Linked DNA regions of Homo sapiens: all the other regions are linked to region 2. The links are chromatin loops, found by intact Hi-C in ENCODE. Cell type or tissue: endothelial cell of umbilical vein. All regions are shown on one strand. Each heading gives the region's core, and the rest is flanking DNA. Links, peaks and the distances in the headings are about the cores only. Region 1 holds the start of LINC00243 (long intergenic non-protein coding RNA 243). Region 2 has its middle 26 kb from the start of C6orf15. Region 3 holds the start of MUCL3 (mucin like 3).

Region 1 (9,990 bases), core at 1,128-9,127, 260 kb after region 2:
GCTTGAGCCTGGGAAGTCAAGGCTGCAATGAGCTAGGATTGTGCCACTGCACTCCAGCCTAGGCAACAGAGTGAGATCTTGTCTCAAAAAAAAAAAAAAGAAGAGAGAGAGAGAAATCAGTAGATGATATGATAGATAGATAAGTAGATAGATAGATTAGATAGATCGATCTATCGATCGATCAATCAATCGATATATAGATTGATAGATAGAATGAGGAATTGGCTCACATTATTATGGAGGCTCTAAAGTCCCACAGTCTGCCATCAGCGAACTGAGACCCAGGAAAGCCAGTAATATAATTCCAGTCTATGTCCACAATCTTGTGGACCAGAGGAACCAGGGGAGCTAATAGTACAAATCTCAGTCCAAGGAGAGAAGAAGACTGATATTCCAGTTCCAGCGCGCAGGCGGGAAGAAACAGTAGTGAATTTCTCTTTCCTCTTTTCGTTCTGTTCAGGCTCTCAGCAGATTAGATGATGCCCACCACACTGGCGAAGACAATCTACTGAGTCCACAATGCTAATCTCACCTAGAAACACCCTCAGAGACACACCAAGAAATGTTATTTAATCTGGGCACCCTGTAGTGCAACACAATCAAATTGACACATAAAATTAATCATTGAATTTTATACCCTAAAAATCGCAACATCTAATCCATTTCCATTTTTGATGCAGATAAAAAATCCATGAGATCAGTTCAGGAAGCCATAAAAAGGTGATCAAAAAGAAGATGGAGTCAAGGAAGATGTCAAGCAGGAAAGAGCAGAAAGTCCTTTTTTTTTTTTTTTTTTTTTTGAAAGACAGAGTCTCATTTGTAGCCCAGGCTGGAATGCTGGAATGCAGTAGTGCGATCTCAGCTCACCTCCACCTCCCAGCCTCCAGGAAGGTGGGATTACAGGCATGTGCCACCACACCCGGCTAATTTTTGTATTTTTAGTAGAGATGGGGTTTCACCATGTTGGTCAGGCTGGTCTCGAACTCCCGACCTCAGGTGATCCATCCGCCTTGGCCTCCCAAAGTGCTGGGATTACAGGCGTGAGCCACTGCATCCAGCTACTTCTATCTTTTAAAAAAATGTTTTTATATAAATAAAACATACATACAGAGAAGTGCATTAATTTTAAATGTACAGCTCAAAGAACTTTCGCAAACAGCATATGCATGCAACCAGTGCCTAGATTAAGGAAAGGACATTCCCAGGATGCCAGGGGCCCCCTCCTGTGCCTTTTAGTTACTACCCTCCCCAAAGGACAACCTCTCTCCTCACTACTACCATTTTGCCTGGACCTGAGCTTTATATAAATGGAATCATACAATGTGCTCTTTCACAGCTGGCTTCTTTCACTCGACTTTATGTCTGCAGATTTGCCTGTTATCACATGCAGTTATAGGAACATTCATTTTCAGTGCTGAGAAATATTCCACTGCATGCATATGCCACAATTTTCCTCCCCTTTCTCCTGCTGAAGGCTATTTGGGTCATTCCCACTTTAGGCAGTGTGGGCTCCAGTGCTTCTCTATTGGGAGCAGCTCTGCTCCTCCTGTCCCTCAATGAGTGCCACTCACTGAGGACACCACGGAGAGTGTGACTGGGCACCACACAGTGCCCCCAACTCAGGGGCACCAGGTCCCCTTTGGCTCAAAGACGAAGCAAGACAGAGCTTTCTGTCTGACCCCACAAACCTGTCTGCCATTTCTGCCACCTCCCCAGGACTCAGCCCAGGGACCCCTTTCTCTAATACCCACAAATGTGCACATTGTTATTATGGCCCCTCTGCCCCACCAGCACAAGGGAACCCCTTTCTGTTGGAAGGTGAGGGGATGGTTGTTCTTAGTGTCCATTTCTCCTAAATACCTGGCCTATGTCATAAATCCTTTCAGTTCCCATGAGGTCTCATGTTTGAAATTTATGAGGCAGAAGATGCTGCTTGGCTCTGCTTTCTGCTGACTGCCCACCCTCCTACCCCAACTGCTAGAAGGGCTGGGGAGTGGGAGGGGAGGAGGGAGAGATACAGATGAAATAAATCAGAAGTTGTTTTTTTTTTTTTTTCTAGAGATGAGGTCTCTCTCTGTCACCCAGGTTGGAGTACAGTGGCAAAATTGCAGCTCACTGCAGCCTGGAACCCCTGGGCTCAAGTGATCCTCCTGCCTCAGCCTCCCAAGTACCTGAGATTACATGTGTGAGCCACCGCACCTGGCCAGAGAATATTTCAAAATGTTAGCCCTCCACATTTACAACGGAAAGGATTTGGACCAACCCACTTCTGCCATCTCTCTTGGGCAATGGACACTGATGGTTAGGGATGCCCTTACTTGTTCCCAGCGGGCTTCTCATACTCTAACAAACACACAGAAAGGCATCCAGCTCCACAGTGTCTCAGTCTGTGTCATTGGTTTGTCTGGGGCTCCAAATGTCCCACTTCTTCTGGGCATCCATTATCTTCCCTGGAATAGAGTGCAAAGGCCCCTCAGCTCAGTGGTCTTCCCTCAGAGCCTGGAAGCCCCTTCATTATGGTGGCTGGATACTTTCTTGAGATATTAACATGTGTTTTTTTGTTCTTCCTGTTTTGTCACTGTTCTACCCCATTCCAGGAAGCGTTTGCACATCCTGGCCCCAGAAGATTTTGCGTAGCCTCACCAAGAGAAGAAGTTGGAAAGAAAAAAAAAGAAGTTGGCAAGGCATCCAGAGGAGACCCCGCCAGCACCTGGGTTCTCTGCCAGGGGAGAGAGGTAAGCACACTGGACTGAAGGAGGCAAAAGCTGCTCAAGGGAGTGGGGGGTGGGGGGAGATTCCCAGATGCTGTGGAAGGGATGTGGTTTGGGGGTCCTTGGAGTAGTGAGGAGAAGCCCTGCTCCCACATAGAACCCCACACACACAACAGTGGGGATGGAGGGAGGTCAGGGATTCCAAAGGAAACTAGCTAAGAACCTTGGCCTTACTAACCACAAAGACTCCCATTCATATCAGCTGTGTCTGAAGGTCAGAGGCCCAGACTCTGAATGTTCTAGGCTGGGTCAGACCCCTGGGATGGTCACTGGACCCCATAGGAGAAGAGATAGGGGAGTCCCTAATAAAACTTCAATTACATTTCCTGCCTGCTTGGTCAGTGGATACTAAATGCAGATGACTTAGAAAAAGAAAGAATTGTGAGATGCTGTGGAGTCAACTCAATGTCATCATTAGCGTCTTCCTCTTCAGAGTCCTGTATCCCAGCGACGGAGCTCAAGGTTCAGACTAAAGGCTTCCTACCCCTGGCAAGGAGGTCTTTATAGTGGAGGTGAACGTTTACACACTACACTCTGAGAATTTTTTTTTTAAAGTAGCCTCTATTTTGTATGTCTTCTCATCCTGTTAGAGTAAGTAGCTAGTCAGGGATGAGCAGGGCAGGAGAGGGCGCCCCAGACACACACCCACAGGAATGTCAGGCAAACATCAGGTGAGGGTCAGGCAGTTGTTAACGGGCTCTCTAAAATAATTGGTCACAGCTGGCACCAGAGACAGGCAGTCTCCCAATAGAAACATCTGAAACTGGTGATCAGCAGTTTCCCAATAAGATCCCAGTAAGTGACCAAAGAGGCAAGAATTGAGGTTGCTGCAGACCCCTATGGATTTGCTGCCACTAACGATCCCTACTACTGCTGCTGGGGAGGAGGTTTTAATAGTATCTATTAATTAAAGATATCCCAGTCTCTTTTCTATCCTCCCTCCCCAAATACTGCTCGGTCCACCTCATGAGATTGTCCTGGGCCTTTTGAGACCCAGGCAATGGGAAGAGAAGGCCATGGAAGTGGACTGAGAATGCTGGGTGTCTAGATTAACTATGCTGCCCTCCGGAAGGCACCTCCAGTAGGATGCACAGCTGTGGCTATCAGCAAATTCCCCTTCCTCCTCTTGCAGGTGCCCTAGAGAACATGGATAGGGCTGCAGGTGGTTAATGGTTCAAAGACTACTCAGTGAAGACGCTGCCTGGGGGAACAGAGTGTGGCCACATCTAAGGAAAGAAGGTACAGGTGAACAGGAGAGGAGGTGAAGGAGAAGCGAGCAGGTGGGGGTTGCGGAGGGGCTGAGGAAGGTCAGGCAGAGCCAGGAGACCAATCCAGCTCCTTGGAAGGTAGCTCAGTTGACTCCTTACCATGTGGCATTTGTAAAAGGTGGACAGTAGAGGCCTGGGGCCAGAGAGAGGCTGGACCAGATTCCCACTGTAAAAATCTCCTTGCCAAGGTCCAGGTAGGGTGTCCTTAAGTCTGAATCTTGATCCCCATCGCTGGGATACAGGACTCTGAAAGAGGAAGATGCTAAATGACTGCATTTGGGGAGGGAAAGACACGCTCACTTCTCCCCAGCCCCAAGTTGCCCTGTGTTGCTGCCACACTACGTAACTACAGTCATAAACTATATTTGAAGCATGATGGAACCTGAACCATGGCAGTAGCTTAAGTTGACTACATTAACAGGGAAAGCTGAGTCATGATTCTATACTGAATATAAAAATTAAGTCAGATGTGCTCACTCACATGCACACAAATATTCTGGAAAGCTGAGATCCACAGCCCCAAGATGGGGAAAGGGCTCCCCCTGGTGGGATTGCCAGAGGTTCCCCCATGGAACTGCACGCCCCAGACCAAGCCAAAGCCCCAAGCAAAACAATCTGCTATGTCATGCAGGATTGGAAGACTTTCGTTTGCTTCAGGGCCAATTTATGACTCCCGGTATTCTCTGTCCTGAAATGACACCCAGTTCCAGGAAGAATTGGATTCTAGGACCAACTTGTACAGGCGCCCCAGGAGACAGTCTGGGCATGCAGGTCAGCCGATGTGTGCCGGGGAAGACTGTCCACATTTGCTCCTCAGTCCCACTGGGCCTGATCACAGGCCACCCCCCATAGTAAAGGGGAGCCAGGGCCCCTGGGCAAGGTTAGATGCTGCCTCTCATGCCCCTGAATTAGCCAAGAGGCGCTCCAGCAGGAAGCCTTGTTTGGCTTATATTGCAAAGGAGGCACCACTTACTATGCAGTCCCCTGCCCGGAGCACCTTGCCTGTGCTACTGAGAAATGTCCTGCTGCAGCAGGAGAGGCGGATCGAGCTACAGCCAAGAGTGTGCCCTGCCTCCATCTGTTGACCCAGGTCAGAATGATGTGGAACACTGGACAGTTAACTCACTGGGTTCAAAAAACACAGCAACACAATGCTCTGGGTGCCTCCTGGCTGTGATGTGCACTATTGTTTTCTGGGGAGATCCCATCACATATGAAACTTCAGATGTTCATCCAGTGATCATGTCAAGCTTCCATTGTTTGCTCTCATATGCTCCCTGGAGCTGGATTCCACCCTGGCTCAAGACCTCTGATGAAGTGCTGGCATGGAGCAGAAACTCCCTTAGGCAGAAACCCCCTTTCCCCCTTGCCACCCACCCCCCACCAGCACCCCATCCTAGGGATGCCACCGCAGGTCTCCTCTCATAGCAGCACTACTTCCTCAATTCTCAACTTCAGGTTACTGCTACAGAGTCTCGCACCTGATCCAGCCTTGAGAAAGTGATTAGAGTGTGACCGGAAAAAATTGTTAGTGATCCCCAAATATGTAGTATAAAGCTACAGTAAATGCTTCTAAAAAATAGACACAAGTGAAACAGGCTAGCCCAGGGGCTTTCAATACAGAGCAATGATAGATATAATATTAGAGAAAATTAAAAAGCAATGCTCCACAAAGGGAGAATATCCCCAAAGATATTCCCAGAAACTGAATATAAATGCAAAAGATGAACAGGGCTACAGCTGTGGCCTGTTGGGTTCTGACTCAGGGTACAGTTAAAGGCAGCTGGGAAGTCAAGTCCTGTTGAGTACTGAGTGGTGAGATAGAATTAAATTGCCCACTGAGGTGGGGGACCAGTGTCATGGTCACTGTGAAAATATTAGGGACTCAGATTCCCCTCTTGCCCACACTTCCACCCTCTTCAAGAAGACTGAAATAGCTTGCTACTAACTTCGCCTGGGACTGTGGCCTAGGGAGGCCCGTGGTTACCAAACGGCACCACACCTGGGCTTAACTGAGCCACCCACAGCCATGGGGCTGGATGTGAGTCATTCCCAGGGTTATCCCAGGGCAGGAGCCCCGACTGCCATATAAGACCTAGTCCTGAACACTGGCCCCTGGGAAGGGCAACTGCACAGCCACTAGGCAGGGAGGAGTGAGGAACAAGAGAAGGGAGACAGAGAAAGCCTGGAAATGAACCTGGAAGCTGAAATTCCAAAACACATAAAAACTAACACTGAGAAAGGCAGCCAGCAACATCAACACTTGATGCATGACAGGTGAAGTGAAAAGAATATAATCATTGGAAAGAGTCTTCAGTATCCTCAAGGAGGCAGTTAAACATATAATGTTCACTTAAAAATCAAGCCACTATGAGATTACAACCAGGCAGAAACGTGCTGTCATATAACAATGGAACAGAAAAATATTATGCAATAAATGGTTCAGGAGAAATAATTATTAATATTTGGGAAAATACATATAGTAGATGTAAATCCTCACTTCATCTAACATATCCTGAGCAAATCTAAATATTTTTTAATCTCTGAAAAGGGTAGGATGTTCTAAATTAGCTGAAAGAAGCCAGGTGTGTTGGTGGCGTAATTCCCAGCTACTTGAGAGGCTGAGGCAGGAAGATCGCTTATGCCCAGAAATTCGAGACCCGCCTGAGAAACATAGCAAGACTCCCAGTCTCTTAAAGAAAAATAAAACTAGATTTTAAGATAAATATCATACAAGAAATATGAAAGTAATAAGTAAAACATGGGAAAAAAGTAAAAAAACAAATTAACTGAAACAATAGGCCAACAAAAGAAAGGAATATATGCATAGATTTAACTACAAAAAGTTTTTAAATTTTTTTTTTTTTCTTTTGAGACAAAGTCTCGCTCTGTCACCCAGGCTGGAGTGCAATGGCACAATCTTGGCTCACTGCAAACTCCACCTCCCACATTCAAGCGATTCTCCTGCCTCAGCCTCTCGAGTTCCTGAGTACCTGGAACTACAGGCACAGGCCATCATGTCCAGCTGATTTTTTGTATTTTTAGTAGAGACAGGGTTTCACTATGTTGGCCAGGCTGGTCTTGAACTCCTGACCTCAAGTGATCCACCCTCCTCGGCCTCCCAATGTGCTGGGATTACAGGTGTGAGCCACTGCGCCTGGCTAATTTTTATATTTAATAGAAAAAAATGGAATGCAAATAAATAAGGAAAATGTTGGCAACAGTCTCTGAATCCAGCCTTTCTGGGTATGACTTTGGGCAAGTTACTTGACCTCTCCAGGCTTCTATTTCCTCCGTCATACGAGACTAATTATTGTACCGTGAGGCAGGATTAACTGAATTACTCCATTTAAAGCTCTTAGAACAGTAACCAGCACCTAGAAAATACCCCACAGCTATTTGTATTTTATATTGTACTGTGTGAGAAATTCAGACACAGACAATTTATAACAGAAACACCATAACTAATTAACAATTATCAACGAACAATTCAACTTCATTAATATTGAAAAAAATCTAATTTTTTTTTTGCCTTTCTAGTTGATAGACTGTTAAAATAACAATAGTGTATTCCTGCCCTAACCCTGGGGTCCTGTTCCTAAAAGCCTCCTTGGATGAAAACATTGTGATTAAGAAACTCAGGACTTTATGAAAAGTTAGGGATAGGGAATACTGAAATCTTTAGAAAACCCATGTTTTTTAAAACTTTTGCGTTTTTTATGTTTTAAAACTATTCCCAGCCAGGCACGGTGGCTCACGCCTCTAATCCCAGCACTCTGGGAGGCCAAGGCAGGCAGATCACTTGAGGTCAGGAGTTCGAGACCAGCCTGGCCAACATGGCAAAACCCCGTCTCTACTATAAAATACAAAAATTAGCAAGGCATGGTGGCGGGCGCCTGTAATCGGAGGCTGAGGCAGGAGAATCGCTTGAACCTGGGAGGCAGAGGTTGCAGTGAGCCGAGATGGCGCCATTGCACTCCAGCCTGGGTGACAAAGCGAGACTCCGTCTCAAAAAAAAAAAAGCTATTCCCTATTTTTACTAAAATACACTCATAAAGAGAGTATCAATTTTATAAAACTTAGATTGGTAACTGCTTACTGAACAATTACTTCCATTAATTTTTCCTTACTGGAGCATAGCCTTCTAAAACCTCTCCCCTGCGGTTTCAGTGAGATGTTTGCAAATCAGTTAAGTGGGTCTATAAGGAAGAACTGTGGTATTTGTTTGCATATGGTTCCTCATCCAAACACTGCGAGCCTTTTCAGTTATCAGTGGCTGTATGTAATGGACAATTATAAAACAGAGAAAGAGAAAGTGATCCAAGCGGAACGTGCTATGGAAGGTTGCACCAGGAAGAGATGCTTGTGCACTGTCTGGAATGAGCCAGTGGTCCCAGCCCAGGGATTCTGGTTCACTGGATCTAGGGATGGGCCAGGCACGTGCCGCTTGGAAGGCTCTGCAGGTAGTTCTAATGTGCACCCTGTCATGAACCTGCGGAAGAGGATTGGATCAGGGAAGGGACACTTGATTTCTCAGCTTTAACATAAATGAGGGTTTCCATTTTCTGGGTTTTAATCTTCTCCTTTCACTGTAAAATGGAAGAGTTGGACTAAAGTGGAATCTTCGTTATATGACGAGGCAGCACAATATGCGAGAAAGCACACAGGACTTAGGGTCAGGCCACTGGAGCTGGTGTTCTCTCCAGAGTCATTCTTCCTCTCCTTCACACTTACATCCACCCTTCCTACCCTAAAATCCATCTCCCATCTGTCCCCACTCAGTCCCTTAACCACTGCCTTTTTTTTTTTTTTTTTTCGAGATGGAGTCTCGCACTGTCACCCAGCCTGGAGTGCAATGGTGCCATCTTGGCTCACTGCAACCTCCGCTTCCCGGGTTCAAGTGATTCTCCTGCCTCAGCCTCCCAAGTAGTTGGGATTACAGGCATCCACCACCACGCCCGGCTAATTTGTCTTTTTTTTTTTTTTAAATCAAGCAATCCCCTGAAACTGAATAGGTTCAGAGAGACTCCTGCCACTAATTCAGATGTTCATCACCTCTCACTGGAGCAATTTCCATAGCTTCCCAACTACTTTTCCCGACACCAGTTTTTGTGTTTTTTTTTCTTTTTTGAGACAGGATCTTGCTCTGCTGCCCAGGCTGGTATGCAGTGGCGTGATTATGGGTCACTGCAGCTTCCGTCTCCTGGGCTTGAGTGATCCTCCCACCTCAACCTCCTGAGTAGCTGGGACTACAGGCATGCACCACCATGTCTGGCTAATTGTTTAAAACTTTTGCAGAGATGAGGTCTCACTATGTTGCCTAGGCTGGTCTCAAACTCCTGGCTCAAGCAATTCTCGCATGTTGGCCTCCCAAAGTGCTGGGATAACAGATGTGAGCCACCACACCCAATCCCTGATACCAGTTTAGATCCTCTCTAATCCCCCTTTGCACCGCCTTCTGGTATGCATCTTCCACTGCTGCTGAAACCTCTGGCTGATCACAGGAGGGTACATTTTCCCCACCTCATATGCCAGTCATTTTATTAGATCATCAAAATCCTGGCAGTCACCAGTGAGCGATTTACATTTTTGCAACGTGGTTCCCATTATTCTACTGTCTCTTTCTTTCTTTAGTAAACCCTCAATGTTTCTTGTATAAGAAATGGGCTGGGATGGCTGGGCGGGGTGGCTCACACCACTGCACTCCAGCCTGGGCAAGAGAGCAAGACTCCATCTCCAAAAAAAAAGAAGGAGAAGGAGGAGAAGAAGAAGAAGGGGAAGAGGAAGAAGAAGAAGAAGGAGAAGGAGAAGTGAAAGAAGAAGAAGAAGAAATGGGCTGGGATGTTATCAAGAAGCTTTGTCATTTTGGTTTATTCTTTTTTTTTTTTGAGATGGAGTCTTACTCTGTCACTCAGGCTGGAGTGCAGTGGTGCCATCTCGGCTCGCTGCAA
Region 2 (9,990 bases), core at 572-8,571:
GGTGGAGAGAGACTTCTTCTGTCAGTTTGATGGAAGAATATGTGTGCCGTCTGTTTCATGTACACTAGAATTCATCCCTGAATTAAGCCAGACCAGTGGCACGGACACACAGCATGGGACTGCACTGATCTGACTGATTCTGCCGGAACATGGTGCCACCAGCTGTAACAGGAACACCGAAGAAATGAATAAATCCTATGAAAACTTGTATTTATGGTAGTGGTGTGGTTGAGACGTTGTTCACTTTATCACACCCCTTCTGGTCAAGGGAGACCAGAAGAAAACTGCTTCCTGGTCTCAGGGAAAGGATTAGTTGTGTTACTATTGCGGGACTTTTCCTTAGTTCAGCTAAAGACGGGTTCTTTGTCCCACAGCCACGAAAATTCAGGCTCGCAGACAATCTGAATGGTGAATGAGATGGGTTTTATTGGATGAAAAGGAAGAAAACGGAGAAACAGGGACTGTCGCTAGGCCAGAGTCCCTACTAGAGCGCTTCCCACCCGCCATTCAAATCCCAGGATCCACACACTAAGAAGAGGGGCCAGGCTGCTCCCCGCTGCAAAGGGCACAAACTTCCTGAGGCTCCACCTCAGTGGGCAGGCTGGTTGGCATTTCTCCAGGGAACCCCTCCCACCTGGCTGTCTCACTACTTCTGAGACTTTGGACACTGGAAGCCATGTGATGATTGTGTTTCCCTCTTTGAATTGGCTTCTAGAGAGCTCAGTTCCAAACCTGCGACCCCCACCCCCAGCACAGCATGATGTTTATACTAATCTTACTGGTTTTATCTGATTTTTCTAACTCTTTACTTGCCTTCGTATTTTTCTTTCTTTTTCTTAGAGATTTTGGGGTCTCACTCATAGCTCACTGCAGCTTCAAACTCCTGGGCTCAAGTGATCCTCCAGCCTCAGCCTTCTGAGGAAGTAGCTAGGACTATAGGCATGTGCCCCAACAGCCTGGCTAATTCATTTTATTGCTTTTTTAGAGATGAGATCTGGCTATGTTGTCCAGGCTGGGCAGTCTCAAACTCCTGGCCTCAAGCAATCCTCCTGCCTCAGCCTCCAGAGTAGGTGGGGTTACAGGCAGGCACCACCAGGCTCAGCCTTAGTTGTAATTTTTAATTCTGTTGTATTGTGTTTAAGCTATTTTAGATTTTGTTTAAAACAAGGCTGGTATAGATACATACAATGTTTTATTCCTGGACTGGGTTTTACTATGACCTGGATGAAATACTCCTAAAATATCTACCTCTCTTAACTTTGATTTCTTGGTCACCCAGCAACGTATTTTGATTGGCAGTCAACTTTTCCTTTCAGGTATCTTGCTACTAGTTTATTTAGTTATTTTGTCATTTCACTGTTTCCATTCACTAGTTTCCATATTTCATTGCGTCCTTTTTTGCTCTTGTGTGTTTTTTTTTATGTCATTCTTTTAAGTTTATATCATATTTGTGTAATGTGGTTTTTTTCTTAACTTTTAAATTATTTTGAAGTCAATTTCATTACAAATTTCTTTTTTTAGCCAGGTGCAGTGGCTCACACCTGTAATCCCAGCACTTTGGGAGGCCGAGGTGGGCAGATCACCAGAGGTCAGGAGTTCGAGACCAGCCTGACCAACCTGGAGAAACCCTGTCTCTACTAAAAATACAAAAATTAGCCGGGTGTGGTGACACATGCCTGTAATACCAGCTACTAGGGAGGCTGAGGCAGGACAACCACTTGAACCTGGGAGGCGGAGGTTGTGGTGAGCCGAGATCATGCCATTGTACTCCAGCCTGGGCAACAAGACTGAAACTGCGCCTCAAAAAATAAAAAATTTAAAAAAATAATTAATTAAATTAATTAATCATTATTATTATTATTATGAGACAAGGTCTGGCTCTATCACCCAGGCTGGAGTGCAGTGGCACAATCACAGCTCACTGCAGCCTGGACTTCGCTGGCTCAAACTATCCTCCCACCTCAGCCTCCCAAGTAGCTGAAATGGATACGTGCACCAACACGCCCGGCTAATTTTTGTATTTTTAGTACAGACAGGGTTTCGCCATGTTGCCCAGGTTGGTCTCAAACTCCTGAGCTCAAGTGATCCACCTGCCTTGGCCTCCCAAAGTGCTGGGATTATAGGCATGAGCCACCATGCCTGGCCTAAAATTTCTTTTACTGTGGTAAAAATAAACATATATATAATTCAGCTATAAACGAGGAATTACATTCTGATACATGCTACAACATGGATGAATATTGAAAAAAAATTATGCAAAATGAAATGAGCCAGAAACAAAAGGACAAATATTGCATGATTTCACTTACATCAGATATTTAAAATGGGGAAATCTGGTTTGTCAGCACAGCAGGGAAAAAAATAAATAAAAATAAAATAGGAAAATCATAGAGGTGAAAAGTCAATTTAGCCAGGTGTGGTGGCTCATACTTGTATGTGTGTGTGGTGTGTGTGTATATATATGTGTGTGTGTGTGTGTGTGTGTGTATGTTATATATATGAAAATGTATATAAGGTAAGATTTCCCATTTAACCATTTTATTTTATTTTATTTTATTTTATTTTCTCAAGACGGAGTCTCGTTCTGTTGCCCACGCTTGAGTACAGTGGCACGATCTCGGCTCACTGCAACCTCCACCTCCTAGGTTCAAGCAATTCTCCTGCCTCAGACTCCTGAGTAGCTGGGATTACAGGTGCCTGCCACTATGCCTGGCTAATTTTTGTATTTTTAGTACAGATGGGGTTTCACCATGTTGGCCAGGCTGGTCTTGAACTCCTGACCTCAGGTGATCCTCCCACCTCGGCCTCCCAAAGTGCTGGGATTACAGGCCTGAGCCACTGCACCCAGCCTAACCATTTTAAATGTATAATTCATTGGCATTAATTACATTTGACGTTGTTGTGCAGCTGTCAACCACTATCTGTTTCCAAATTTTTTTCATTACTCCAAACAGAAACTCATTACCCATTAAGCAATAACTCCCCATTCTCCTTTCCGCCCAGCCCCTGGTAACCTCTAATCGACTTATTTTCTTTTCTTTTTTTTTTTTTAGAGGTGGTGGGGGTGGGTGTCTCACCATGTTGCCCAGGTTGGTCTCGAACTCTTGGCCTCAAACAGTTCTCCTGCCTCAGCCTCTCAGAGTGCTGGGATTACAGGCATGAGCCACGGCACCTGGCCAAATTGACTTTTCACCTCTATGATTTTTGTATTTTACTTTTATTTATTTTTTTTCCTGCTGTGCTGGCAAACCAGATTTCCCCATTTTAAATATCTAACGTAAGTGAAATCATACAATATTTGTCCTTTTGTGTCTGGCTTATTTCATTTTACATAATTTTTTCAATGTTCATCCATGTTGTAGCATGTATCAGAATGTAATTTCTGCTGGGCGCGGTGGCTCATGCCTGTAATCCCAGCACTTTGGGAGGCCGAGGCTGGCAGATCACCTGAGGTCAGGAGTTGGAGACCCGCCTGGCCAGCATGGTGAAACCCCGTCTCTACTAAAAAAAATACAAAAATTAGCTGGGCGTGATGGCGCGTGCCTGTAATCCCAGCTACTCAGGAGGCTGAGACAGGAGAAACCCTTGAACCGGGGAGGCGGACGTTGCAGTGAGCCAAGATTGCGCCACTGCGCTCCAGCCTGGGTGACAGAGCAAGACTCTGTCTGCAAAATAAAATAAAATAAAATAAATAAATAGAATGTAATTTCTTTTTTATGGCTGAATAATAGTACTTTGTAATATTTTCATTATTGTGTATCTTTAAATTAATTTTAACGCCTTTCTTTTTTTTTTCTCTTTTTTTTTTTTTTTTTTTGGTAGCGATTTGGACCTCACTATGTTGCCCAGGCTGGTCTCAAACTCCTGGGCTCAAGCGATCCTCCCCTCTCGGCCTCCCAAAATGCTGGGATTACAGGCGTGAGCCACCTCGTCCTGCCACCATTTTATTTTTTGAATGATTTCTTATTGTCTTAACTTCTTAGGTGACTAACAATGAGGCTTGCTACTATCACCCTAGCATAATGATATCATCCTTAGCAAGGGAGTTGGGCGCTCTTACCGGTAGATGGCGCTGTCGATCTTTTAAAAAGCGAGCTCTCCTGCCCTCCCACTTTGAGCTCGCTGAGTCAAAACACAGCCCGAATAGTTTAGGAGCTCCAAAGCCCCGCTTATCTCCACTTTCCAAATTCTCTCTCATTAAGACCAACAAAAATTTTACCTTTATTATTAGTTATGTGACCTGCTAAGACAATTTATAACACTTTTTATTATGGAAATTTTCAAACTTACACAAAAATAAAGAAAATACCTCTATTTACCTACCATGGGACTTCAACAATTATTAGCATTTACAAATCTTGGAACAATGTTATTTTCTCACATTATGTTCTATCTCATCCCTCTTAAAGAGTTATCAGATGGGAAATCCATGGTCTAGGCTCAATAAAATCACTCTACATTAGGAAAGTCTTGGAAACAGATTGCGTTTTAGCAGGAAAAGGAGGGGGGTTGATGATTTCATTCAATAAAACAGCCTTAACTCACCGCCGTGACCAATAACCGGGTAATGTGGAAGCTCCCCGTAAGATTCCTCGTGGAAGGCAAAAATAGAGCACAACTGGGCTTTTGAATACCTCTTACATCTGCCTGCCTTTGTCTTGTCTATTTTCCAACCTGATTTCACCTGCTCCCTATCAGGATCTTAGCCTCTCAGGGTGCAGCTGATCTCAGTTCCTTTCCTTATAGTGAGACCAAGATAAGTTGACTGGGCCTGGAAATATTCTCAAGAGAGGTTTTAGAATGGAGTCAACTGCATTTCCACTGAGTCATGTCTGAAGATAAATCACAGGGCATCTATTCAGCAGTCCAGGCTGATATCTATCTTACTTCCTGAATGTGGGTCTCGGGTATCCCTCAGAGCAGCTGTCTGATATCAGGAAGGGAAATGTGTGTTAGAGATGGTTTATTGTTATAAGTCAAACAAATAAATTATTGAATAAAACATGTTCCAGCTTTTGTCTTGATAAATATACCTTCATACTGATCTTGAAGGCTAGTGTAGCAGATACTGTTGTGTGCCACCCAAATCCTACCTTCAACATTGTCACTTATTCCCCAGCTGCCAGGGGTGTTGGTTGTGACAGCTCTGTCTCTGGGAATTGCCCTTAGCTGAAAAGAGCTGTCTTGCCCAAGGTTACACCTCCCCTCCCTGGGGGCAGCCACATCCAATGACTGATAGATAAGATAAGAACATACAAAGTCCTGGTTACCTTGCTTCAAGTTTGGCCACCTTTTTGTTTGTTTGTTTGTTTGTTTGTTTGAGATGGACTTTCGCTCTTGTTGCCCGAGCTGGAGTGCAATGGCACAATCTCTGCTCACTGCAACCTCCGCCTCCTGGGTTCAAGTGATTCTCCAGCCTCAGCCTCCTGAGTAGCTGGGATTACAGGCGCATGCCACCATGCCCGGCTAATTTTTTGTATTTTTAGTAGAAACGGGGTTTCACCATGTTAACTAGGCTGGTCTTGAACTGCTGACCTCAGATAATCCTCCCCCACTCGGCCTCCCAAAGTGCTGGGATTACAGGCGTGAGTCACCGCGCCCGGCCGAGTTTGGCCAAATTTAAAGGACTTTTCCAGTGCCAGAGGCCTCCACAACCCATGAGATCAGCTCAGTACTCTTTACGGCTTCATTACAGTTCAACTGCTCCCTTTCCCTGTCCCGTTTCTCTCAGCTTTTAAAGGTGTTTGTCCCAAGATTGTTCCCCAATAAAACTTCTGCAGATAAATCTATCTGAGAATCTGTTTTCTGGGGAATCCAGGCTAGGACAGCCAGGCTGGAATTTAGAATTCTGAGACTCCCCTAGGTTCCATGGCAGAATATGGCTGAGTGAGGAAAACTAGCTCTGGGTCCTCTACCTGCATCTGCCCTACTTTCTTTTCCTGAAAATTCAAGTCCCTAAAATCTCCAGACCCATATCCTTCTCTGAAAACAGCCACATTTTGGGGTCTCAGAGCATGCACGACAGCAGCGAGGCATAACCCCTGGGACGATGGCCCCAGGAGGAGGCCCATGCAAACTTGGAAGCAGGCTTGGGGGCCATTAGTGCCAGGAATTCAGGGGTTCCAAGTACCTAGACTGTAGTACTTGTAGAAGAGATGCAACCTCCATGGGTAGGTCTATCCCTTTGGCTTCTCGGACTTTTTGTCCTATAAGTTGGGGGAATGATAGAGCAGGTCCCTCTAGATCATGGAGCCCGGGCAGGGTCCTCATGTGCTTGGATCCAAGGGTGGGAAAACATTTTCTACCTAATTTAAACCAGTGGCATTTGTGTCTCTGTTACAAGCAGCCAAAAATTTATATTTTAACACGTCTAGTTGACTTCCTGCACTTCTATGCCCATCTTCCTAAAAGAGAACAGTGTATCTCTCTAAAAGGGACTTCATCCTTTACTCTCAGGTCCTAGAATATACTGATGTTTCCTACATGTTAATTATGCTTTCCACAATCAAAATTTGATTTCATTAGGAAATCCATTCATGCAAGAGATGTCTCTAATTAAAAACTATCCAAATAACTTCTCCAATAACCAACCACACTGGCCTTTTTGCTCTCCTCCCTGCTGAGGGCTTATATCCCTGGATATCCTTTGACATCCATCAGCCCTGCTCTCTATAGTGACAATCTACAGGAACATTTCCATTTATTGCCTCTCCAGTGATTCTCAGCTCTTTGCAAACAAAATTCCATCCAGTTCCTTCAAAGGGCAGTCCTTTAAAAACCATGAGCCTATACTGTTAGTCATGATATGCGGAAAGAGATTGTTGAGGGTCTCAAGTACCAAATCCACCTACTGCAATGCATTGAGAAAATATGCATCAATTGCTTGTTCTGATAATGTACTGTAGTATGTAAGAGCTTACCACTGGGGAAGCTGCGTGAAGAGTGCACAGGACATCTCGGTACTAATTTTGCAACTTTCTGTGCATCTTTAGTTATTTGAAAACAAAAAGAGAAGAAAAAAAAAGAGGAGGAGGCAGGACATTAAAAAATATAACCTTATGGATGGGCTTGGTGGCTCACGTCTGTAATCCCAGCATTTTGGGAGGCCGAGGCCGGCGGATCACGTGAGGGCAGGAGTTCGAGACCAGCCTAGCCATCATGGCGAAACCCCATCTCTACTAAAAGTACAAAAATTAGCCAGGCGTGGTGGCAGGCGCCTGTAATCCCAGCTACTCAGGAGGCTGAGGCAGGAGAATTGCTTGAACCCGGGAGGCGGAGGCTGCAGTGAGCAGAGATCTTGCCACTTCACTCCGGCCTGGGCAAAAGAGTGAAACTCTGTCTCAAAAACAAAACAAAACAAAACAAAACAACAACAAAAAACTCCTTATTCAAAAATCGAGGCCATTCCAGATAAAGGAACTCTCTTTATATCTACAGTTTTGGCTCCAAACTTTATTGTGGCTTCGTACCTTAGTGAACTGGATTAGTGAGCATGTGTGATTGCAGTGACTGCCTAAAAAAGAGACAGGGCAGCCTGCCCTGTCCCATGAGTCCTTCCCGTTGGGCTTCCATAAAAGGGGTGAAGTGTCCTTCCCCAGCAGGAGGCGGCATTGAGTAATTCTCATGACACCAGCCTTAAAGAAGGACTTACTTGGCCTGCAGTCTGCCACACACATCTCCCTCAGGGCCCCAGCAGGGCCTCTGCAGCTGGTAGGTGCTTAATGGAGGATTTTAGGATTTTGCATCTTGGTTATCTCATCTTTGAGGACTCGACCTACATCTGGCAAGTCTAGGAGATGGAATTGAGGAGGGCATATGCACAGAGTACTGGGAATTAGAGAGCTGAGTCACTGGAGAGTCTCGAACCTCAGAGCAGCTGCCTTTCTCTTGGACTCAGGCCAAGATTGAGGGAGACTGACGACATATTGCATCTCACAGGTTCCCAGGGGCACAAGGCTATTTGCGACCACAGCAGCTCCGTTTGGCTAAGGAGGCCTTGGGTTTCTGAGGGATAGGAAGAATCAGAGCAGAGAAGAGCAGATGGAATGGTGACCGACGTAGGGCCCTGAAGTTTACTTAGGGTTGTCTTCTAGAAATGTGAGGTGCTGTGTTTACAAAAAAAGCATAGCTTGCACTGCTCTCAGTCTCAGGTTCCCAGGGGAAAGGGCTAAATAAGGACAATCTGCAATGCATTGGAAGGAAAAACTGAGAGGCTTATACATTTATGAGAGGTATCCCCACTATGTATTTGTAAATCTTCCAGAATGTAGGAATGTCCAGATGCCATTAAAAAAAAAAAGACTAACTGTATTTATTCATTTATCTATTTTTATTGACATTGTAATTGTATATATTCAGATGCCCTTTTTTTTTTTTTGAGATGGAATTTTGCTCTTCTTGCCCAGGCTGGAGTGCAATGGCATGATCTCAGCTCACTGCAACCTCCGCCTCCTGAGTTCAAGCAATTCTGCTGCCTCAGCCTCCGGAGTAGCTGGGGCTGGGACTACAGGCATGCACCACCATGCCCAGCTAATTTTTCTGTACTTTAGTACAGACGGAGTTTCGCCATGTTGGCCAGGCTGGACTTGAACCCCTGACCTCAAGTGATCCTCCCGCCTTGGCCTCCCGAAGTGCTGGGATTACAGGACTGAGCCACCTCGCTCAGACTTTTTTTTTTTTTTAAATGGAACCCTTCACAAATTTGTGTGTCATCCTTGAGCAGGGGCCATGCTAATCTTCTCTGTATCAGATGCCACTTTCATTTTTAGACGGAGTCTCACTCTGTTACCCAGGCACCTGCCACCATCCCCAGCTGATTTTTTTGTATTTTTAGTAGAGACAGGGTTTCACCATGTTGGTCAGGCTGGTCTCAAACTCCTGACCTCAGGTGATCCACCCACCTTGGCCTCCCAAAATGCTGGGATTACAGGTGTGAGCCACCGCTCCTGGCCTTTTTGTTTTTTAAACTCAGCACTCATCTTAGTATTCTAATATATTATCTCCTAAATAAGTTTTTATTTAACTATTTAAAATTTTTATCAGATTTATACAGATATGTAATTTTAAAAGCCAAATATATATGTGTGTGTATATAAATTACAGATATGTAATTTAAAAAGCCAAAGACAGAACAAAAGCTATAGTCCGGTACCAACCCCTAATTCTCTCTTCCTAGAAGTAAAAGCACTTCGATGCTCAATTAGTTTTTATCTTCCTGTTTCTTAATAACAAGTTATATCAGTCAGGGTTCAGTGCAGCAACTAGAGATTACGCTAGGTAAATTAACAGGAAGACATTTTACAAAGGGTATTAAGAGCTTTTGAAATCTTTATAAGGGCTGAGGGCACAGGTTCTAAGCTGGGCTTTATGGAATGATATCCAGAATTATACAGATCTACTAGGTTTTCTTTTGATCATTTGTCTATGAATTTATCACAAATTTGTCAGCAGATTCTATAGAAGTCTATTTTTTCTCTGCAGTCTAATGTATTACAATTAATCAATTCCCTCTTTTTCTTGGTAATATCTTTCTGTAACCAGGTAAAGGAATTTTCTTAATCCCTGAGGTTTTGGCCCCAAGCCTTTTTTTTTTTTCTTTTTTCTTTTTGAGATCCACTCTGTCACCCAGGCAGAAGTGCAGTGGTGAAATCTTGGCTCACTGCAACTTCTGCCTTCTGGGTTCAAGAAATTCTCTGCCTCCGCCTCTTGAGTAGTTGGAATTACAGGCATGTGCCACCATGCCCAGCTAATTCTTTTGTGTGTTTTTGGTAGAGACGGGGTTTCACTATGTTGGCCGGGCTGGTCTCAAACTCCTAGCCTCAGGTGATCCACCCGCCTTGGCTTCACAAAGTGCTGGGATTACAAGCAGGAGCCACCATGCCCGGCCTCCAAACCATTTTAATCTGGACCTGCGGATCCCTAGTTCTCCTACACAGCAACCTCCTGGGATTTTCATTCTCCTCACTCTTTGGAGGATCCCACATCTTTATC
Region 3 (9,990 bases), core at 1,052-9,051, 140 kb after region 2:
TGGCTTTAAGGCATCTTTTCTGATCCGTCTAAGCAGATAAAATCCAGCTTCATTTCAGTGCTTGAAAAGGTCTTTATTCACCATTCTGTCCTGTTACCTTCAACTTCACGTTACAGTTGTTTGCGTGCCTGCCGACCTCCACTCCCTGCCATGCCTATCCAATGGTAAGGTTTTGAGGGCATGTATGGACTAGCATTTTACTGTGCAGGTGCCCCTTTAGGGTCTGTAACTTATGGAATGGAGTCTTCTTTCTATGGCATAGCTGAGAAGACCAGGAGTAAACGTTAGACTCTTCACCTTTCCATAACATTCTAACACCATCCCAAATGTAACAGTGTGAGAAATTGAGGTAAGACCTCTGGCAGAACTTCCCATAGGGATTAGCAGGTAGACACAAATTGTGAGTGAGAGATGTATAAGAAGAATGGAGGATGGGTAGAGTAAGGAGATGGGAAGCTTTCATTTCGGTGATAAAGTTGGATGAGGGGAATGGATGAGATGACCCAACCCTTATGGTCACCCCACTGGGTCCCCCTCTTCACACATTTAAAGCCAACTGGGGATAGATGAAAGGGGCCATCCTGAAAGGAAAAGATATCTGCTTGGGGGTCCTGACAGGAGTAAACGAGGCAACTAGATTGTGGTAGGGACTGACTATGTTTAAGGACAGGGTGTGAGAGAAAACACCCCTATCAGTGGACAGATACACGCCTTAATTCCATGGAAAAACAACCTGATGGAGACAGAGGAGATGTCTCTGATACCTAGCCAAAAGAGTGAAGGCCAAGAGATCACCAAAGAGTGAAAGAGATAGTGTCATTACATAACTGAGGTTTCTGGTCCCTGTTAGCTCAAGGCGGCAACCGGAACCTGGACCTATTCCCAATCACAAGAAACCACAGTCCACCTGCCTGCTGATGGGCAGAATCGGCCTGGGGAGCTTAGTCCTTGAAAGAAATATGGGCAGGACAAGAAGGGTGTGAGGGTAATAGAGAAGCCCAAGTCTCTGAAAGGAATTGAGAATGAGGGGAGAGAAGGGGGCTGAATGATCAGGCCTGCACTCCACTGTCCCAATCCCATTACCTGATCTCCTTGGCAGCAATACCAGTAATAGCTATTGTTTATTGGACACCTTCCCCGGCCCCAGGATGTGGCTGGTGGCCTCACAGACATTCTCTTTCTGGATTCTCTTCTATGGTGATTGATCTCCCAATGCTCCATAAGGCTCTTTAGAAGCGGTCAACTTCCCCTATTTTACATCTGAGAAATTTACATTTCACGGAGGAAAAGTGACCTGTACATAGTCCCACAACAATAGCAATGGGCAACGTTTCTAGAGCTCTACAATGAGACAGGCAGGTTCTACAAGTGAGGGCATACATTAACTTATTTACTTTTCACAAGAACCTGTTGAGGTTGAGAACTATCCTATTCTCCAAACTTTATAGATGAAGAAACAAGGTTCTGAGTGGTTAAGTAATCTTCTCAAGGACACCCAGCAAGTAAGAGGTCGAGACAGAATCTGAACACACATCCTGGGGTCCCGGGCCCAGATCATTGCTGGTTAAGACCACAGTGCACAGCCAATAGGTCAGCCCAGTCTTTTAAAGAAGGAAAGACACTGACATGTGTGGACTCCCTGAAAGGTGCTGTTCATATATTTGTTTATTTAATCAAATAATTATGAACCTGTGAAGTGAGGAGTGTGATCTTACTGTTTTACAGGTGGGGAAAGGAGACGCAAAGAGGTTAAGTAATTGGCAAAATTAGACTTTTCACTGTGCCCCAGATGTTTTTAAACATGATAAGGGATGAATGACTATCTATTGAGTGAATAAAGGAGCTGGCAGCAATGCAAAGGGCATTTTCCACTGGCCTTAAAGAATCAGAGGACAGGTTTGACATCCAGGCTCGGTCCCTCAGCGGTTTTGCATTCTTGCTCAGGTCTCTTAAGTGCTCTGAAGCTCCATGTTCTCGACTGTAAATAACCATGATGCTGACTGCACCAGCTTAATGTGAGGATTAAAGGAAGTATGGACCATGGAAGACTCTGGAGCACAGAAGCTATTTAAATGTTTGTTGAATCCACATTGTAGTCTCTGAAATAATCTCGTGCTTTGCCCTGTCCTTCTCCTGGTAGTAAGGGGAGCCTGAGCAGTAGCCCTACCCCCCTGCCTGCTCCATCCACCTCTCACCTGCTGTGGCCACCTTCTTGAAAACAGCAGCCTCTGCATTCCTGGGCCACTTTCTCTGCTGTGTTTTAATAACACAGCACTCATCACTTTCTGATATGTGATAAATACAATTAAATTTCCACAATGGCAAGGCTTTTTTTGTTTGTTTGTTTTTTGAGATGGAGTCTCACTCTGTCGCCAAGGCTGGAGTGCAGTGGTGCGATCTGGGCTCACTGCAACCTCCACCTCCTGGGTTCAAGTGATTTTCCTGCTTCAGCCTCCTGAGTAGCTGGGACTACAGGCACATGCCACCACACCCAGCTAATTTTTTGTATTTTTAGTAGAGATGGGGTTTCACTGTGTTAGCCAGGATGGTCTCGATCTCCTGACCTCATGATCTGCCCACCTCAGCCTCCCAAAGTGCTGGGATTACAGGCATGAGCCATTGCATCCGGCCGGGGTTTTTGTTGTTGTTGTTGTTGTTTGAGATAGAGTCTTACTCTGCACCAGGCTGGAGTGCAGTGGCATGGTCACAGCTCACTGCAGTCCTGACCTCCTGGGCTCAAGCAGTACCCCCACCTCAGCCTCCCTGTCAGCTGGGACTACAAATGTGAGCCAGTATGCCCCCTCCTCACCTTTTTTTTTTTTTTTTTTTTAAGACGCAGGGTCTCACTATGTTGGCCAGGCTGGTCTCAAACTCTGGTCTTCAGTGATCCTCTCATCTCAGCCTCCTAAAATATTAGGATTATAGGCGTGAGCCACTGCACCTGGCCTGGCCTGGCCTGGCCTGGCAGGGATTTTTATTGTTTTGTTCATCGCTGTCTCCAGCCTAGAACAGTGTCTGATCCATAGGAGGCACTTTGTAAATATTTGTTGAATAATGAATGAAAGAATAAGACTGATGAAAACTCCTTAAAAGCCTTGCCAACAACATTTCATCATGCACGTTAAGTAAAAACCAAATGTATTTGTGACCTCCACAGGCTGGAAGACCAAGGGCGACTTCCGCTGTTCAGTAATTGAGCTCTGAGATTAAAAGACGTTGAAAGAAGGCCTCTGGCCCACCAATTCTGGGATACCAGTTGTCATTAAACCACAGGATCACAGTCCATAACTAGACTCAGATAACAAGATTTTAGAATTTTAGATCTGCATCAAACAGTTGTGGAACCATAGATTGTAAAAAGCTGAGGTAAAGCTCAAGGGATTCCTTGGCCCTGACACAGCCAAGAGGCAAATCAGTGTAAACCCCCAGGACAAGAGGAGCATCTCTGCCCCAGACGATCTACTTTGGTAGTGACTTATTTCCCTAGTAAGTTTTCACCAGGAGATATTCATTCCACGTACAACCATCATAGCCCGAAAAGAACTGTTTTGGTCACTGAAGAATAGGCAGGAGGTGCAGAGAGGAAAATCCAACTTTAGCACAAGACACTGTAGGTGGATGCTCAGCTGGGATAAAAGAATAAGAACAAATCCCACAACATCAAAACGATGCACAGTGCCAAAGGTCCCCGCCATCTGCTTTGTTCACTCATTTGAAAGAGAGGACATCGGCTGGGCACAGTGCCTTATACCTGCAATCCCAACACTTTGGGAGGCCATTGTGGGCCTGAGGTCAGGAGTTCGAGACCAGCCTGGCCAACATGGCGAAACCCCGTCTCTACTAAAAATATGAAAATTAGCCAGGCGTGTTGGCAGGACCCTGTAATCCCAGCTACTCAGGAGGCTGAGGCAGGAGAATCAGTTGAACCTGGGAGGCAGAGGCTGCAGTGAGCCAAGATCATGCCACTACACTCCAACCTGGGCCACAGAGTGAGACTCTGTCGAAAGAAGAAAGAAAGAGAGACAGAGAAAGAAAGAAAGAGAAAGGGAAAGAAAAGGAAGAAAAGAAAGAAAAGGAAGGAAGGAAGGGAAAGGAAAGGAAAGGGAAGGAAGGAAGGGAGAAAGAATATCTTGCTAAGCAACTCATGCCTTGGAGTCGCTGTCAGGGCACGCTGTCCCAAAAGAGCATCTCTAGTGTTTCCTGGTATCCTTACCCCCATAAATGGCATGCTCCATTTGCAATAATGTGGGTAAATGTTTGTTAAAATACCTATACAGTATGAGTTCAATAAGTGGCTTAAAATGCAGACATAGAAAAAGAAAAGCTGGTGGGCACAGTTGTTCACACCTATAATCCTAGCATTTAGGGAGTCTGAGGCAGGAGGATCACCAGTTTGAGACCAGTCTGGGCAACATAGCGAGACCTGTCTCTACAAAAAAAAAAAAGGAAAGCTAAAGGGAGATATAATCAAATGATTGCTTGGGGACTAGGGAGTATACAGAGATTTTATTTTTCTTTCTTATTTTTTCTATTTTCCATTTTCTACAATGAGCATACATTATTTGTGTTATAGAAATTAAATCAAATAACATTTGTTATAGGAAAATGTTCTTGTTAGATTCTTCCAAGGACCCCAGCCCCAATTCCCATCTCCTGCCTCACCTGTACTCTCTCAGATGGTTTCATCTAGACTGCACCTGTGCTCCCTCAGATGATTTCATCTGGGCTGCACCTGTGCTCCCTCAGATGATTTCATCTAGACTGCACTTGAGCCTCCCTCAGATGATTTAATCTAGACTGCGCTTGAGCCTCCCTGTGATGATTTAATCTGGACTGCACCTGTGCCTCCCTGTGATAATTTAATCTAGACTGCACCTGTGCTCCCTCAGATGATTTAATCTAGACTGCACCTGTGCTCCCTCAGATGCTTTAATCTAGACTGCACCTGTGCCTCCCTCTGGTGACTTAATCTGGACTGCACCTATGCCTCTCTGTGATGATTTAATCTGGACTGCACCTGTGCTGCCCTCGGATGATTTAATCTAGATTGTACCTGTGGTTCTGTGACTGCATGATGCAGACTCTGGGGTTCCAGGATCTAGTTATCTGTCTGGGTGTTGACTGGTCCTGTGGACAAACGTCAGGGTCTCCTCACCAGAATGGTAGACTAAAGGGCTTCATCCATCCCAGTTGTCCCTCTTCCCTTCCTGCCCTGGCCTCTCTCTCTGCTGGGCACAGCCATGCACCAGCTCTGATTCACACTCCAGTTCCACCCGACCTCATCACAACCCGAGCCCAGCCTCAAGCCCTCCCCACCTGTAACCCACTCACTCTTGTCTTCAAAATCTGCAGAATGGGAGCAGCCAGCTCCCCTTGTCCTCCCCACCCCTCCCTCCATGCCGCCCAGCCACGCCTATCTCCTCTCCGAGACCACGCCCACATGGCCCCATCGGAATCTCAGGAATTCAGATCTCCGCCCTGAAGCAAATCTCAGAGCGACTGTGTATGGAGTGGATTCCCTTCCGCCCCCTGCAGGTTCCTCTTCCTTAAGCTGCAAGATGGAAGGAGGAGAGAGCAGCCAGTGGACAATCCGCCTGAGAGGAAGGGGAAGGAAAGGCGGGAGAGATGGGGCCGGGAGGTGTTGGGCAGCTGTGGTACCTCTGTCTCCAGACCCTCAAGGTAGGGGAGACAGACATCAAGTCAGGGCACAGACAGGACGCACTGCTGAGACCTTTCAGAGGCAGCTCAAAGATTCCTCAGTCATCGCCATTCACCACCCACCTGCCCCTGCCTCCACCCCTGGCCTCAACCTGACTGTGCTCAGGGAAGGGGCACTGCCTCTAATATCACCCTGTGGATGGCTCTGTCCTTGGATGACTGTCCAGTGGGTAGATAGTGTCTCTGAATCTGCTGTTCTACATCTGCCTTGTGGAGACCCTCCTCCAAATTGCCCAGGCCCTCCACACCGCCCCTGTGTTCAGCATCTCTGCTCCCCGGGTTCAGTAGCAGTCCGTTTCTTGACTAAGTGAACTAATTTCATAATTTCATCTTATCTTTAGGGTATGTTTTGTTCGTCGAACTTGTCCATAGTCATTTTCCCATCAAAGTCCTGAGATGTTTCCCAACTGTAAGACAGGGACAGAGCCTTTGACGCACACTTTTCTGAGTCTCCATGTGGATTAAATGAGTAAATGTGGATGAAGTCCCTAGAGCAACACCTGGTGCAGTGTAAATGCTCTGTAGGCATCAAATACTGGTACGGCTGGGCAGCAGCATCCAGCCCATTTTACAGATGGTGTGGAAGGCCAGAGTAGGCAAATGGGTCAGAGTCAGGACTGGAAGCTAGGTCTGCACAAAACAGAGCTCTCAGGAGAGAAGCTCCACCTGTCCCCCCAGGGCTGGGGGCAGTGGAGCTGGAATCCCTGCTTACCTCCCTCTAGCTGTGAGATATGGGACATAATCATTGTGAATCCACTCTCCTCAACTATAAGATGGGATATTATTAGCCACCTCAGGGGATGCTGAGATGAAATGAGATGAGTCTCTGGGCACGGTGGCTCTCACTTGTAATACCAGCACTTTGGGAGGCCGAGGCAGGCGGATCACTTGAGGCCAGGCATTTGAGACCAGCCTGGCCAACATGGTGAAATCCTGTCTCTACTAAAAATACAAAAAAATGAGCCAGGCGTGGTGGCAGGTGCCTGTAATCCCAGTTACCCAGGAGACTGAGGCAGAAGAATCGCTTGAACCCGGGAGGCAGAGGCTGCAGTGAGCCAAGATTGTGCCACTGCACTCCAGCCTAGGCAACAGAGCAAGACTCCTTCTCAAAAAAAAAAAAAAAAAAAAGAAGAAGAAGAAGAAGAAGAAGAAAGAAATCACCATGAGCAGCTGTGAATTCCGTGCACGGTGCTCAATGAATGTCAGGTGCCTACCCCCACCATCCAGGGCTGGCAGCCTCTACAGTGTCTTTATGCAAACTTGAAGAAACCCCCTCTGGATGGGTGCAGCCCTGTGAGCCATGTTTTAAAGAGCAGAGCACAGGCTGGATTTCATCTCCTACTACATGTCCCTTAGCCAGCAAACTTGAGCAGAGAACACTCTAGACAACTGTCTGTAGCAGCCCCGTGCCCGCCCCCTTCATTCATTTCTATTTGTTGTCCAACGCTATGAACACTAAGAAACAAGCTGTTTCTGTCTTCTGTATCCCCTGTGGGCATCTTACCTGCCCCCCAAGAAGCTAGAAGGAAGAGGAGGCAGCACTGGAGGCCAAAGGCGGAGCAGAGGCTGTGGACCGGCTGGGCCATGTCGGAGCTGGGTGGCTGCTTGGGGACCATGGGCTGCGGACCCCTCACCTTATATGGAGCCAATCTTGACGTCATGGGGGCTGGGGCTCCTCAGGACTAAGTCTTAAACAAATGGAGCCACCCCAACCCACAGGGGAGCCCTGATAAGAGGAGACCGCAGCTGCTGCGTCATGGAGCCAGGCACCTGGGTGCCTGCCGAGGGGTGGGATCTGGGGGCAGGGCAGAGGAACCAGAAAGGAGCAGGCACCTGAGCCAGCCCCAGTGGAGGGAAGTGAGGGTGGCGCCTCCAGGGCTCTGGGGAAGTGGGGAGCAGATGGCTCAGTTCTAGAAGGACTGAGCTCTGGCTGGGAGCAGGATGGGGTGGGGTTCACGTTCTGATCTGTGTCCAGCTTCACGCGCACCCTCCCACCTCTCCCGCATCAGCCCAGCTTCCACACCCCTTATTCACACATGGTCATTCTTGCCACCTTGGGCGGAGCTGTCCGCGAGGATCAGGTGAAAGAGCAAAGGCGAGAGAAAGCCCTCGAATGACCCTCGCTGCAGAGAAAGGTGCTTCATGATGTTCAGAGGTCATACAACAATATGTGGAGAGTGCAGAGGCAGTGACAGAGACAAGACACAGAACCACAGGGACATATGTCACACCCCTCACCAGGGACACAGACAGGTCAGGCCACCCAGAAGGACCGAGGCCAAGATCTTTGGCCAAGAGATGCTCGGTGTACAGGGGCTTCTGCTTTCACTCTACCTCTTCCCTCCCACCTCAGCTCAGCGGCTGTCTCTTTGTCTCGAAGTCCCCATTCACTCCTATACAGAAATGCAGACATCTCATTTTTAGGAGCACCCCAGAGCTCCCCCTTCCCTTCCTCACTTCCTGCCTAAAGCAAGCATTAGCTCAGAGACTCCCTTGTCTCCCCAGTGACAGTGCCTGGGGCTGGAGTAGGGGAGGACAGACTCCCTGGGTCTCTAGCACAGAGAAGTCACAACCCCTTTCTGCCCACTGTGGGTCTCCATGGAAAGTAAGCACCTTGGATCCCTGCTGTGTCATCAGAGCCTAGGACAGTGTCTGGCACACAGTAGGCAATCAATAAATGTTTCCACTCCGCCTGGATGGAGTGGAAGCCAGGGCCGGAGGATGCCTTTCTGAGGGAAGTGGGGGCAGGCAAAGGCCATAGAGAGGTCCAGGACCTGAGGGCAGGAGGCCAGGCCCTCAGGGCATTTGGGCTCATGAGAGGACTAGAGAACTGGACATGTGGGTTCCTCTCCTTACTTGGTGTGACTTGTCCCTAAGCCCTGGGCAGGGCTGGAATAGGTGGGAAGAGGAGAGGAGGCCAACTGCTTATTAATGTGATTAATGGGAGATTAATGAGGCTCCGTGGAGTCAGGCCAAAGACTGACTACTCAGAACTGGGCAGCCTGCCTCCCAGGCAATATATCCTGCAGGATGGAGAAACTAAGGCAGACACAGGCTGTCCTCTGCAACTCCATGTAGACTCGGGTGACTGACAGTCCCCCTTTTCACTGGTCCCCTTCCCCCCCCCCCTTTCCCCAGGGACCCAAGCCTCTAGGACGGTGGTTCTGTACAGGGAGGAGTAATTTTGCCCACATCAGGGAACATTTGGAAATTTCTGGAGACATTTTTGTCACAATTTGGAGTGGGATGCTACTGGCATCTAGGGGGTAGAGGCCAGAGATGCTGTGGGACATCCTATAATGCCCAGAGCAGTCTCCACAGCAAAGAATTATCCAGCCCAGGACACCAATTGTGCTGAAGTGGAGGATCTCTGCTTTAGAATAAGCACTAACCAGTGTTTGTGAATGAACACCCCCTTCCCTTCTCTCTGAGCTACAACTCCACCCCAAGGACGCTGATGTCTGGGATGGAGAAACCTGGAGGTAGGTGGAGGCCCAAAACAGTCTCTTACAGTCAGTCTATGTTGCTTCATCTGAGCTGGAGGCTGAGAGGCCAGTCACGAAACAACTCTGCCAACTACCATTGTTTGGGCATTTCTATGTACTGAAGAATGTACTAAGCACCTCACCTATGAGTTATCACCTGTCACCCTCACTTTACAGATGAGGATAAATGAGCCTCGGATCAGGGAATGACTTGCCCTGGTAACTGGCAGAGACCAGACTTGGCCCTTCCGGGCCCACATGACACAAAAGCCCATGCACTTGGGCAAACCCACAGCATCTGGGAGACAAGTGGAGGAAGTGCCATTTTATTTAGCAATAACTTGTTCACCACCCTCCCATAGCAGACCGAGGGGGCACCACAGAGGAGGGTCCTGCACCTGCCCTGAGGGGAGAGAATCAGAGGGCCTTGGGGGCTCAAGAGCCAGCCTGAGGGGGCTCCCTGTGGAGGGAAGTGAGAAGGGAAGCCGTGAGCAGACTGTCCTCAGCTAAAGAGCTTCTCTGGTCGTCAGGGAGGAGGGTGGGACTAGGAAGAGAGGGTGAGGGGCAGGGGTTCCAGCTGTCCAGACCTGGGCTCCGTGAGGGCTGGAAGGTGCCTGCAGACCACTTAGCCCTGGTCCTTCCTTCTACAGATGAGAAAACTGCCCTCGGAGAAGCTGGGCACCTTCCCGCAGTCTGCATGGCTGGCGGCAGGACAGAGAGCAGAATCTTGTGACTGACAGTAGACTCCTCCTTACGCTGTGGGTGGAAGAGACCTGGGGGGGCCAGT

What was found. Hi-C counts contacts between places; a loop is a spot of excess contacts. Peaks named below come from ENCODE experiments on the same cell type or tissue, not always from the same donor. Only the 100,000 strongest peaks of a DNase experiment are listed, where the experiment ranks them.
Region 1: a loop joins it to region 2, with 10 times the contacts of the local background. A loop is called at or near these places in 94 of 110 quality-filtered maps.
Region 3: a loop joins it to region 2, with 8 times the contacts of the local background. A loop is called at or near these places in 8 of 110 quality-filtered maps.

The regions. Positions count from the first base shown.
Region 1 is chr6:30,823,260-30,833,249 of GRCh38, reverse strand. LINC00243 (long intergenic non-protein coding RNA 243) reads left to right here and starts at 2,591. Exons shown (of 2, transcript NR_130726.1): 1 at 2,591-2,735. RefSeq lists enhancers at 3,645-4,544, 4,424-4,718, 5,518-6,018. In endothelial cell of umbilical vein, for the core only: a CTCF peak has its summit at 4,586 (motif pointing left); a DNase peak (open chromatin) is centred at 4,569.
Region 2 is chr6:31,081,797-31,091,786 of GRCh38, reverse strand. It overlaps the pseudogene RNU6-1133P. Among named protein-coding and RNA genes, the nearest start is that of C6orf15, 26 kb to the left of the region's middle. RefSeq lists an enhancer at 7,498-7,997. In endothelial cell of umbilical vein, for the core only: CTCF peaks have their summits at 4,041 (motif pointing right) and 7,634 (motif pointing right); DNase peaks (open chromatin) are centred at 4,076 and 4,846; H3K27ac peaks cover 1,461 bases.
Region 3 is chr6:30,938,314-30,948,303 of GRCh38, reverse strand. MUCL3 (mucin like 3) reads right to left here and starts at 7,331. Exons shown (of 3, transcript NM_080870.4): 1 at 7,223-7,331. The coding sequence starts at 7,304. HCG21 (HLA complex group 21) reads left to right here. Exons shown (of 3, transcript NR_138040.1): 3 at 1,726-2,325. It overlaps LOC124901299, which reads right to left. Exons shown (of 3, transcript XM_047419624.1): 3 at 9,398-9,990. The coding sequence ends at 9,848. RefSeq lists enhancers at 6,658-7,495, 9,915-9,990. In endothelial cell of umbilical vein, for the core only: a CTCF peak has its summit at 5,551 (motif pointing left); a DNase peak (open chromatin) is centred at 5,473; H3K27me3 peaks cover 482 bases.